3 separate regions of the Homo sapiens genome follow, and all the other regions are linked to region 1. Evidence: chromatin contacts called from ENCODE Hi-C data. All regions are on one chromosome and are shown on one strand. The core of a region is the stretch at or near the end of the contact, and the rest is flanking DNA. Distances in the headings are between cores, read along the strand shown.

Region 1 (4,091 bases), core at 641-3,140:
TTTTTTCTCTCTTTCTACATACAGAATAAACAAGGTAAGTTTAAAAATTCTTTATTTGAATTTTAGAGAAATAACAGGTAGTATAAAGACTTGCTTGAAAGTATGAAATAGTCTGTTGTTATTATTTCTTTAGGTTTTGCAAACCAACATCATTATTAAGGGAGAGAATGGTACATCTCTCCTCCTCATCTTTAACACGTTCTTCAATTGGCATGGGTACAACCTGAGCAAAAAGATCCTGGTGAAATGGCATCTCTAACACTCCCCCCTCAGTTCTAATGGCTCCATGGATGAAGCCCTACTGGACTTAGACCATCCATACTTGCCAAAGTGGTAACAGGAAACCAGTGCCTCTAAGGCTAGTAGTGCATAGTAGTTTTCATCTAAAGCTCTGTTTCCCCATCATCTCCTCTGTCCTGGTGACTGGCCTGGAAATTATGGCAAGGATGAGTTAAAATGGATCAATATACAATTGCTGTGAAAGTCAACCTACTAATCTCTAGCTGGGATTAACATAAAGGGGATATGCCAAGCCTCCTGGTTTATTCAACTTCATTGAGAGCAAACAGCACAATAGTGTTGTTTGTTGGCCTTGGCAAATGATAAATTATGATTTATTTACTCCTTAGTTACCAAACCTAATATAATTAAAAGTATTTTAGTGTGCTAAATCCCTAATGCTTAAAGTTAGCAAACCAATATGTTGAGAATGGCACCCACTATGTGACAGTGGCTGGCCATGACATGGATTCATGCGTAAGATCAAATTTTCTAATCAGATACCTTTGTCATTCTTCTTTTCATAAATTCTATTGCATCTAATAACACACATATTAGAACAAATGGCCGAAAGTTCTAGTCTTACCCAAAATAAACTGTTTAAAGCTTAGTCATTAAAAAGATAAGAACAGAACACACTTTACTTTCTTTTTTTTAGGTAGGAGAAAACTGCATTTCTTTTACGAGCATAGTTCCTTTTGGATTCTGGCAACATCTTTTTGGGTAGTCTAGTATTGTTTCCTAGGAAATTAAAAATCAATCCCAATCCCTGTGGGTGGAAGAAAATGGGAATATTCACTTCCAAATGTTATTAGGGGTGGGAACGAACATTTCTTATATTTCATTCTCTTTTAGGCTTTATTCTTGTTTCTAAAAGTTATAATTGGTATTCATATTAGCAGCAACAATCCTAATTTCTGTAAGTTAAAATGACTCAGGACTGATGAAAATAACATTTGTGGTAAGGAATATGGAGTCCACAGGTGGTAATAAGTGTCTATCAATTTTGGCAATTCACAATCTTATTTAAGAGGTTAATTGGTATGAAATAGCCAATAGTATGAAAAGATCTCAGTCGGCTGAAGGAAGCTGAGTCAGCCCATCAGTATGCAGTGGAAAGAGGGCTTTCATGGCTGGAAAATTTCCCATGACTTCAGAGTGAAAGGGGGCATCAGATCAGGCTCTAACTCTTCAGGCTGTGAAAGCAAAAGTGGTTACTTCTAATATGTTGTTGAAAGTGAAAGTCACTTTGAAACTTTGCAATGTGTTAGAAAGTCAAATACAATTATAAGTTTTTCCTGTAATACATTTCTGTCAAGTTTCACAACCTAAGCTTGGTAAAATGGCAAGAATCAAAAAATAGTAGGAAAGTGGCAAAGAGCTTGAGAGTTTTCCAGTTTTAACGATGCTAAATGCCACCACGGCAGTCTCACCAGCATCTCGCTGCGGTGACTACCGGGGAATACACACAGGGGAGGAAGGTTCAGGCTAAGATTTAGTCAGGATGATGTCTCTTTAAAAATGATTTGAAAAATCAATTTGAATCCCAAGTTCCTTTTCTGTTTCTAAACTTACTTGGAACACTTAAGAATGACTCACATAACATTGCTTTCAAATACCTCCGTGTCAACTTCTTACTGGCAAGAAATGGCAAAGAAATGCCAGTTTTGTGCTGGAACTTGTAGTCATTAAAAAAAAAAATTAGATGATGCTCTGAGTTTTATAATCGTGAGGGATTTTTTACTTGTGAAAACACAAATCCCACCCAAAACTCCATGTGAAGTTTCTGTACTACAAGCATGGCAAACAGCAGATTTGTTTCAAGGATGATCCTTTCACATTAACTCCTAACTTTGGAGTTAGTTTACACTAACACTCTAATGAAGCTGTGTCCCTGTACTGCTGGGCATAAGTCAACCCCAAAGGGACAAGCTCCTAACATCTGATTCAGTAGTTAACATGAGGAAACATCCACTTACTTCCATTAACCCTTAAAAATTTGGGACTTGCAACCAGGCAGAAAGACTATTCCCATCAGTCTCTACCATCACTTCCCAAGAGTGTATTATTGTCAGCCCCAAGAGCACAAAATCATCTAATAACAGGAGGACCTGCCTCCTCCATGAGTTTATCTAATTGTCTCATAAGCTTGCACAATCCTGTTTAAAATTTAATAAATAAAAAAATACACACATTACCCACAATTTCTGGCTGCAACCCCCAAAAGGCAATCCCACCAAAAAAAAAAAAAAAAATTAATCTGGCATGGCAACTTCTCATTTCCTAAAGGGCCTTGTGCATACAAACATTAAAATAAAAACTACAATTGTGCCTAGGGATTAATTATAGCTTTGCCAGCAATTTAAAAAGTGACTACTTCTTTGCATTTGTCAATTGCCTTTCACTCATTTCCTGAAACTCTACCCTTAGGAGAATCCTGTCCCCTCATTTCAAAGATCCACTCAAGAACAGGCAATGACAAAGAGTAGAAGGGCTAGTGAGAGACAAAAGAAGGCAAAGCTCCCAGGCTGCTCTAGGCGGCACCTTACAGGCACCCCTAGCTCTGTGGCAGAGCTGCCGGCCCTGCTACCACCTTCCTGCTCTTCAGTGGAGACTCCCTCCCAACCGCTACCCACCTTTTCACCTGGAAGAGAGGGACTAACGTTGGTGAGTATGACATAACCAAAGTCTTGCATCTGAGGAGTTGGCAAAATGATGATAGAAAAAGCTGGGAATCGAGGGATGAAGTAAAAGTGAAGCGCTAAGAACAAGAAGGCCACGAGATGGGTCCTTCTCCTGTGATTCTGTCACAGAGAGGAGGGAAACTCTATTTATAATCACCCCACACAAACCAGGTTTACATTGACCATGATAACGTATGACAGTTCCAGCAGAAGATTAGCATCTTGGGGATGACTATGTTGCCACTGTCTACTAGCCATGGTCACAGCCTCTGGTGTGGCTAATTCACATTACAGAATGGGAAGGGGCAGGGCCAGAAGAAATATCCCATGATAAGACTGCCCAGTCACCTGAAGGTCTTCTGGGCATTTGCCTTATATTCCTTGGCACCCAGCAGAAGAATGGTCCCCAGAGAAAATGGTTCTTGTCTGAAAATCACCCAGGATAGCCAAATCTAAGGGGAGTGCTGCGCTGCTTAAAAAGGTTTGTAATGTGGAAAAAGAGGAAGGTTAATTAGCACTTTTCAAACTCCAGACTCCCAGGTAACACAACAATAAAGCCCTGCTTTTCCCCGCTCACAAAAGTTGAACTGATTTCCTTGGAAAGCATTTAACTAGCTTGGACAAAGAGGCACCTGTCCAGAGAGTTAGAAGTGCTGATGGTTCTTTAAAATTATTTAGGAGCCAGACCTAATTTCACAGGCAGAAAACTAACTAGCTGCATATAATCCTTGAGAGGTTGCTACAATTTCTCGTTCCCTTTCTTGTAAGGAAGAAGAGAAATTGATTGCTATAGTGTGGAACAAGAAGAAATCTGACAAAGGCAAGTCAACTGGGGTAAGAAACAGTATTTGTAGATGAGTTACATCAAAAAATTGAAAAGTTTTGTAGGAGAGGGAGGAAGACTCACTTTAGAAACTGAAAGGTAGAACATTAGAGAGGACATCGCTGTATGAGATCCAGTTCTATGAATTCATCAAATGAAACATAATTGTCTACTATGGTGAAAAAAGAGGCATAGTACAGTAAAAATGAACACAGCTTTTTTTTTTTTTTTAACCATGGGAGGACAAAAGATTTAATTCCTTCACTATCTTTTCGTTGGAGAAACTGAAAATTATTGCCATATTA
Region 2 (4,091 bases), core at 501-3,000, 600 kb before region 1:
TTTTATTTTGACAACCGAAATCTGAAAAAGTTGAAAATCTGCTCGAGAAATTATGACAAAACTTGGTACATGCCCACAGCCTAATCCATCTGCATCAAAATATATGAAAAATTTGGTAATAATCTACCATTATCAAATATATTTTTATTAGAATTTAAATACCAGTATTAAAGAAATCCAGTATTTCTCCCTCCTTTTCTGGCTTCCCCCACCCAGCCCCTATCTCTGCTGGTATACGTATGCCCTCGAAATGAATAAGTAAACCTCTTAAAGCTTTTGAAAAACAGTATCAGAGTTGAGACATAACCACCAACTGAATCCTATAAATGCTTGGCAGCACAGCCTATGAAGTCTTTCTTTGCTCCAGCTAAGTGAGCCAACTGACTAACCGTGAAGGAATAGACAACTGCCTTGAGTTTCCGGCGAACTCTTGGATCCACACCCAGTGAATTTCACCTAAAAGTCCTTAAACTTTTGCAATACCAAATGACACACACATATGATCATAATCCTATTACCTGATTTCAGATTTCATAAACCATGTAGAAGTAAGTGTAGCACAGCGACAGGCCAAAGTTCAAGCAGCCATATGTTCAGCATACGTGTGCTCAGCCCTCCAATACCATCCTTCTGCTTGGCCAAGAGAGGGGAAACCCAGAAATTTCAATTCTCTCTCACTACCAGTATCATGGCAAACCAAACCAAAAAAAAGAAAGAAAAAAGTGGCAAGCAAACAGGTTTTGTCCCACTGTCCTGTCCTCCAAATGTATCCCCTGTCTTTGTCAGACCTCTCAAATCTTTTCCTCATATATTCAAGACACACCAACTCGCTTCCACCTGACAGTGCCAACGATCTCCTGTCCCACTACAGGCCCCCACACTTGGTATAACTGTCCACAAGGCCCTAGCCTGAGAGCCTCGAGGTCTCTACTGCCCACCCGGGAGAGGCCCCACTCCCAACCCCACACGCCTACACGACCCCCTCGGACTCAGACACTGGCCCAGACCTCCTCCCACAACGCCCCCAGTCCATCTGGGGCGCGCTCATTCCATCCCTGGCCCCGCCATCCACCCGGCTGCCCAGCCCACACACCCTCTCGCGGGGTGGCGGAGGATGGGGTGCGACTGCGGGGCGCACGGGCTGGGGTGTGTGTCTGCGGGCGAGCGGGAGGCTCCTCGGCGTGTGCTCGGCTGCCCGCGCTGTGCACGTTCGTGCGACGCGTGTCCACGTCTGAGCGCGTGGCCGTGTGTGCGGTGGGGCCAGGCCCTCCGCCCGCCCGGGTCCCGAGCCCCGCCGTCTCCTCGCTGGGCTGGGAGCCCCTCACCTTTCTCGGCGCGACCGCAGCTACGACCGTCTCCAGCTCCTTCCGCGCGGCCACTCATCGGCGTCCCGCGCTCGCTCCGAATATATACCCTCATCCGGGGGGCCGCGGCGGCGGGGCGGGCCGGGAGCGGGGGCCAAGTGGAGCGCCAGCCCCGGCCACCCCGCCCCTCTCGCCACGACTAGTGGCTGCCGACGCCTGAAGGAGTGGAAGCCGACCGCCCAGACACGTCAGCGCCGGGAGCACAGACGACGACGCGGACGCGGAGGCGGCCGCGGCCCGGGGCGCCGGGGCGGGGCTAGGGATGGGGGCCGGGCATGAAAGGAGTAACCCACCGGGCCGGGGCGGGGCCTAGTGCGTCACTCATTCTCTGGCCCAATGGGAATAGTTCTGGAGCGCAGTCGGCTGGCGTCCCGGTCCCTCCTGCGCACTAACTGAGGGTGAAGGATGTCGGTTGGGTCTGCTAGGAGGGGCCAGGAGCCGGCCGGCAGAGAGCGGCTCGTGGGTCCCAGGACCCCTGACGTCCCTAGGTTGTACTGGGAGGTGCGAGCCCGAGGCTCTTAGTCGGCCCAGCGGCACGGGGCACAAGCGGGCCACAGAGATGGGCAGGGAGCTGTGTCCCCAGGGTGGCGGATTTCCGAGCCACCCACGCGGGTGGTTGGGAAAGGGCGGTGGATTTTCCTGCGGAGAAACTTTCAGGGCGGGCCTGGCGCGCTCTCTGACCTTGGGCTAGTTATTTTGTGTGCAGTTCACAAGATGCCTGGCCGGGCTCCAAACTCGCTCTCTGTTTGGTTGTGTTTTGGCTCCCAAGAAGGCGAAGCCAGGCCTTTTTTCTTTTGCACAAACAGACAGGAAAGGAGAGAGGAAATGCAAGCAAAGGTAGTAGGTAACCTAAGGTAGTATAAGCCCGGGGTCATCTTTGTGAGTTTGCAGACTTAACGTCGCTAGGCCTCAGTACTCTGCAGAAAGATGGTGGAGGACCTAGATGACCTCCCAGGCCATTCCAGGACCAGTGTTTACAGTCCTGTTACATAACCTAGTGTGGGTGTGCACACACAGGTTATTATATGTTCAGCACTGTGCCCTTGGAAGCTATGTTTACATTTAAAGTTGTGTTGCATTTTGCAGCTTTTGCAAGAAGTGGAATATGTTGAAATACGAAAATACCTAGATTTAACATACCACCTATCATAAAGAGATTCAGGCGCCTTTCTTCTACTTTCTTGGGTGCAAAGGCCTTTTCATTCCCTTTACCAATTGCATAATCACCCACTGCCTCAAGTAACAACAGAAAAACTTAAACTTGGTAAGTAATGCTGGTAGATTTACATTCAGGAGATTGAATACTCTCCATCTCTCATGATCCTAGAACTTCCTTCGTTTCTTTGAAAGAAGAATAGTGTAGTGATTGGTTTATAGTGTAGTGATTGGTTTCTTAATCATGGGATCTGAAGACAATTTCAGCTTTATTGCTTGTGATCTTTGGCAAGCTACTTGTGCTATCAGTTTTCTCATCTATAAAAAACAGACAATAAAGATGAAAATGCCATTTGGTGGTTGTATTAAACCAATCGATATAAATGAAGTATGTAAAACAGTAAACACTAAATAACCTTTAGTTATTATTTATTATTGAGCACTTATTAATTCAAACTAGGAGACCCAGATTCAAAATCAGTCTACGCTTACTAACTGTGTGACTTTGGGTAAGTCATTTAACCACTCCAAACTCCAATGTCCTTTTATGAAATGAAGCTAATACCTATTTCACATGGGTATAGTAAAAAATGAGAAAGAACCTAAGATAATGTCTGGAATATTATAGGCATTCTATAAGTCATAGATGAATGACTGAGTAAAGAGCAAAATTATTAGTTAGCAATCCTTTAAAGAAAAAAGATAGAACTGAGGTCCAGCTCAATGTTTTTAATGAACTACTATAAAATCACATTTGTACTTTTACCCTTTTTTGCTGAAGTTTCATTTGTTTGTTATTCTGGTTACTAGGCATAAGAGGGGCCATAATCTCATCTTGCCAGCTAAATGTCCAGAAATGTCTAACACTAGAGTTATTTCTGTCCTTCGAAATACTTTTTATATACATGGTCTTTTAAGAGCTGATTGAAGAAAACAAGGCAACGATGTTCACACTACCTATGATTTTTTGACATTACACCAAAGGTATCAGCTAATGAAGTTAGACAACAGAAATCCTAAGAGGCTTATAAATTAGAAAAAATATATAAGAATTAAAAAATTATTTTTTAAGAATTTTAAAAAGTCATAAAACTACTTCGACTTGCAAATGACAAGAGAGAATACCTGGAAAGCCCTTGAGAGTCAACAATAAGACTAACAAACCACAGAAAAATTTTGGTTAGTGTATTAGTCCGTTTTCACACTGCTATCAAGAGATACCCAAGACTGGGTAATTTATAAAGAAAAGAGGTTTAATTGACTCACAGTTCTGCATGGCTGCAGAGGCCTCAGGCAACTTACTATCCTGGTGGAAGGCACCTCTTCACAGGGCAGCAGGAGAGAGAATGAGTGCTGAGCAAAGGGGGAAGCCCCTTACAAAACCATCATATCTGCCAGGCGCGGTGGCTCACGCCTGTAATCCCAGCACTTTGGAGGCTGAGGCGGGCAAATCACGAGGTCAAGAGTTTGAGATCAGCCTGGCCAACATAGTGAAACCCTGTCTCTATTAAAAATACAAAAATTAGCTGGGTGTGGTGGCACGCACCTGTAGTCCCAGCTACTTAGGAGGTT
Region 3 (4,091 bases), core at 753-3,252, 540 kb before region 1:
TTCCCATGAATAAGATCTTTTGGCAATTGGGTTATTTTAATAAAAATAAGATGAGACAGCCTACAACAGCTGATTACCATTCACAGATACTAAATATGGTACAATTATTCAATTTGTGTTTCACCAAGTACTCATTGGTGATGAACACGAACTTGGAGTGCCAAGCAAAAATGATTAAAAGTAAAAAACCTAAATATAAATAAATAAAACTTACTGTTGCATCATGAGGTCCTTTAAAAAAAAAGAAATTTTTAAAAGTAAAAACCCAAATATTAAGTAACTCTTTTAAAAGGAATGTCACAATGCGCAAAAACCAAACTAAACATTGCTTCTTCATCCAAAACAGCAGTCTAGGTCTGCCACGGTGGCTCATGCCCGTGATCCCAGCATTCTGAGAGACCGAGGCAGGAGGACTGCTTGAGCCCAGGAGTTTGGAGACCAGCCTGGGTAACAAAAGGGGACCTCTTCTCTACAAAAAATTAGCCAGGCTTGGTGCTACGTGCCTGTAGTCCCAGCTACCTGGGAGGCTGAGGTAGGAGCATGGCTTTAGGAGGAATTGGAGGCTGGAGTGAACTGTGATCTCGCCATTGTACTCCAGCCTGGGTGACAGAGTAAGAACTTGTCTCAAAAAAAAAAACTAAAACAAAAATAAACAGCTCTCTATAATCTAAATACTAACAAAGAGATTAAGACTTTTCGGATGAAATTTTAATCTTGCAGAGATCAGGCAAGTCCCTAGGCTTGCAAAATTTTTCCCTTTTCAATACCAAGGTTATAGTAACAGACCATTTAGTAAACTAAAAAAATGTAGCACTAGTGTTAATTCTTCTCCAAAATGATATTATAAAAAAACTCACTCTTCAAATTAACTATGCATCATACTTGCTAGGAAATAAGACTTTTCTTTAATAACCAAAGCTATAACTAATGATAAGCTTTCTGTCGTGTAATGAAAATGAAACCTTTTCACAGATCAATCATCAGTGATCATTACATATCTTACATTCTGAGTATCTGATTCTTGAAACAGTCTCAAGAGAGCAAAGGTATAGTGTTCCTAAATTTCACACTTCTATAAAGGCTCCCATGGAATAGTGCATCATTTCTTCCAAATCCGTACTAAAGATATAATAGGTGAGCTATACGAGTTACTAGCATTGATGTCACAAGGCCCAGACGTAGTTCCCATTTTCTACTGGTATGCAAAGATTCAAAAATTTCCACACAAGACACGACAATCTAGCAAAGACATGCCTCCTCTCACTAGAAAAGATATTTCTGTATGCTAATGAATGCGGCATTCTCCGATGAGACTCGAAGCAAGACAATTTACTGAGCATCTATGTGACACCTGGCAAAGCAGACCACCAACTCCACTATACCGCAGACAGTAATAAAGTGAAAGGGGAAAGGGGCCTGGATGGGGTGATAAAGAGGGCTAAACCCGCTTCTCCCGCAGAAGGGGAGGAAGATGGAACGCCAGACAGCGAGAGGAAGAGTGTGCTCGGACTGTGACCTGGGCAAGAAGAGAAAGGAGACAGCGGCAATTACCGATGTTTCTGTGACCCTGCAACTGTTCCAGCGCCGCCCTCTCTTTGCGGAAACCATACTCGGCGGCAGAGGCCGCAGCCCCGGTGGTTCCTGGCGGCAAGAACTGCTTGAGGGCGCCGGGGGGCGAGCCAGGGTTGCCGCAGCAGCGAACCCGATACACCGAGGCGGAGGAGCCGCTACCCAGACGGCTCTGTACCTGCCACAGCCGCCCGAAGGCCTCCAGAAAACGCGGCGGCTCCGCGCCCCAGGCGCAGCCGGATCCCGCCATCGGTGTGGGTTAAGGGCACGGACACGGGAGCTGACGCGACGCCTGAGGCAGGCCGGCCGGGCCCGCGGTCACATCTCCGCCAGCCGGACCAGCGGCTCCGCAGGGAGGGACCTGCAGCCGCCTCACCGACTCCCGGGACTTCAAGCAGCCATGACACCGGAAGCCGTGGTGCACCCGAGTCCCAGAAGCCGGAAATGGAGGAAGAGCCTATCATACAGGCCGAAGGAGGGGGGGCTCAGAAGGGGCGGGGCCTAGAAGAGATTAGACGCGCTAGGTTTGGAAAAAAGAACCGAGAATAAGAAGTAACCTTAATTATTGAGTATCTACCATTCCAGGCCCAGTGTTAACCGCTTTCACATAGACCTGAAGCCAAAACTGGTCCTTTTTCTTGTTGAGGCACCTCACCTTACCTCACCACTAGGAACCCGAAAAATAAAACCCGGCCTACATTTCTCATAGAAAGGATCCCAAGGAAAACACCCCAGGAACAAAAAGAGAGTTTACCATCACCTCCAGGTCCACGGTCACCAGAACCCATGATTCTGGAAGCCTAGACCTTTGTTCTTCTTTTAGATGTAAACCGAAAATACAATTCTAAGCCCCCCGTGTCGCCAACCATCGGAATGGACTTTCTCCCAGGCCAGGGCACTCTAAAATTCTGGTTCAGTCCATGACGGGAAGTGGGGGTCCGACTAGCCTCATACCTCTCCGGTTAAGGTCAACACAGACCTTCGGTCTGGTAAGAAACATTTACAATCTATTTTCTTGGAAGCCTGGTACCTGGAGGCTTCATCTGCATGACAAAACTTTGGTCTCCACAAGTTCTTATGACAACCCAGACATTCCTTTCTATTGATAACTCTTTCAACCAATTGCCAATTAGAAAAATTTTAAATCTACCTATAACCTGGAAGGACCCATTTCTCCCCCCACCAATTCCCGCTTCGAGTTTTCCCACCTTTCTGGGCCAAATCAATGTATTTCTTAAATATATTTGATTGAAGTCTCATGTCTCCCAAAATGTATAAAACCAAGCTGCACCCCAACCACCTTGGGTACATGTTCTCAGGATCTCCTGAGGGCTGTGTCACAGACCATGGTCACTCATAGTTGGCTCAGAATAAATCTCTTCAAATATTTTACAGAGTTTAACTCTTTTTATCAACATAGTCCACCTTGCCTATGGCTCCCTCATCAAAAAGCATTCACCCTGGGCAAACACGGATCTGTTCCAAATTTTTATTTTTCATTTATTTATTCAATTATTTTATTCATTCAGCAAACGTTTATTGAGTAACAAATGTAGCAAATAGGCATCTCAATCCACAAACTCGAGTGTGTAAGAAATGTAGCCTTCTTTACTTTTCAGTCATTCAACCTTTTCTATTTCAAGATCTATTCTGATTGTGTGGCAAAAACTTAGTATCAGACAATAGGCCCTATCTTCTTTTCTTCAGGTTTTGTGTAAGTTCCCAGCCAGATGAGATGGTTCATGTAGTGCTAAGTGGAAAGTTTGAGGAGAGGTTGAGGACTAAACTCTGACCTGTCTTCTCTCTTGCTCAATTTTTTTTTTTTTTTTTTTTTTTTTTGGTAAGACGGAGTTTCGCTCTTGTTGCCCAGGCTGGGGTGCAATGGCATGATCTCGGCATCTCCGCCCACCGCAACCTCCTCCTCCTGGGGTCCAGCGATTCTCCTGCCTCAGCCTCCCAAGTAGCTGGAATTACAGGAATTTGCCACCATGCCAGCTAATTTTGTATTTTTAGTAGAGATGAAGTTTCTCCATGTTGGTCAGGCTGGTCTCGAACTCCTGCCCTTGTGATCCGCCTGCCTCACCTTCCCAAAGTGCTGGGATTACAAGCGTGAGCCACTGCACCTGGCCCCAAATTCTTATCTAAGGGATGTGAGGAGTCACAGCCTACAAACCATAAAATCTCATCAGATTGTCAGAGGTGTTCAAACCAGAGCAACTCCATCTTGAATAGGAGCTGGGTAAAATAAGGCTCAGATCTACTGGGCTGCATTTCCAGGAAGTTAGGTATTCTAAGTCACAGGATGAGATAGGAGGTCAACACAAGATACAGGTCACAAAGACCTTGCTGATAAAACAGATTGCAGTAAAGAAGCCAGCCAAAACCCACCAAAACCAAAATGGTGGTGAAGGTGACCTCTGGTCGTCCTTACTACTCATTAGATGCTAATTATAATACATTAGCATGCTAAAGGAAACTCTTACCAGCACCATTACAATTTACAAATGGTATGGCAACGTCCT

What was found. A loop is a pair of places that touch in the nucleus more often than their neighbours do. Pooled maps may share reads with other maps.
Region 2: a pooled map shows a loop between it and region 1 (5-fold over the local background). The contact joins the promoter of UAP1-DT here to the enhancer-like site in region 1. A Hi-C loop is called at or near these places in 7 of 50 pooled maps.
Region 3: a pooled map shows a loop between it and region 1 (6-fold over the local background). The contact joins the promoter of UHMK1 here to the enhancer-like site in region 1. A Hi-C loop is called at or near these places in 6 of 50 pooled maps.

What each region holds. Positions count from the first base shown.
Region 1 is chr1:161,960,015-161,964,105 of GRCh38, reverse strand. ATF6 (activating transcription factor 6) reads right to left here. Exons shown (of 16, transcript NM_007348.4): 16 at 36-4,091. Among named protein-coding and RNA genes, the nearest start is that of OLFML2B, 62 kb to the left of the region's middle. Within about 2 kb of position 1,890, at least 7 of the 41 ENCODE cell types and tissues checked have a DNase peak (open chromatin) inside an H3K27ac peak, as active enhancers do.
Region 2 is chr1:162,559,012-162,563,102 of GRCh38, reverse strand. It overlaps UAP1-DT (UAP1 divergent transcript), which reads left to right and starts at 1,750. Exons shown (of 3, transcript XR_426859.4): 1 at 1,750-1,865; 2 at 2,451-2,628. UAP1 (UDP-N-acetylglucosamine pyrophosphorylase 1) reads right to left here and starts at 1,381. Exons shown (of 11, transcript NM_001324116.5): 1 at 1,326-1,381. RefSeq lists a silencer at 893-1,792.
Region 3 is chr1:162,495,729-162,499,819 of GRCh38, reverse strand. UHMK1 (U2AF homology motif kinase 1) reads right to left here and starts at 2,002. Exons shown (of 8, transcript NM_175866.5): 1 at 1,552-2,002. The coding sequence starts at 1,819. RefSeq lists enhancers at 1,265-1,765, 1,952-2,031, 1,766-2,266.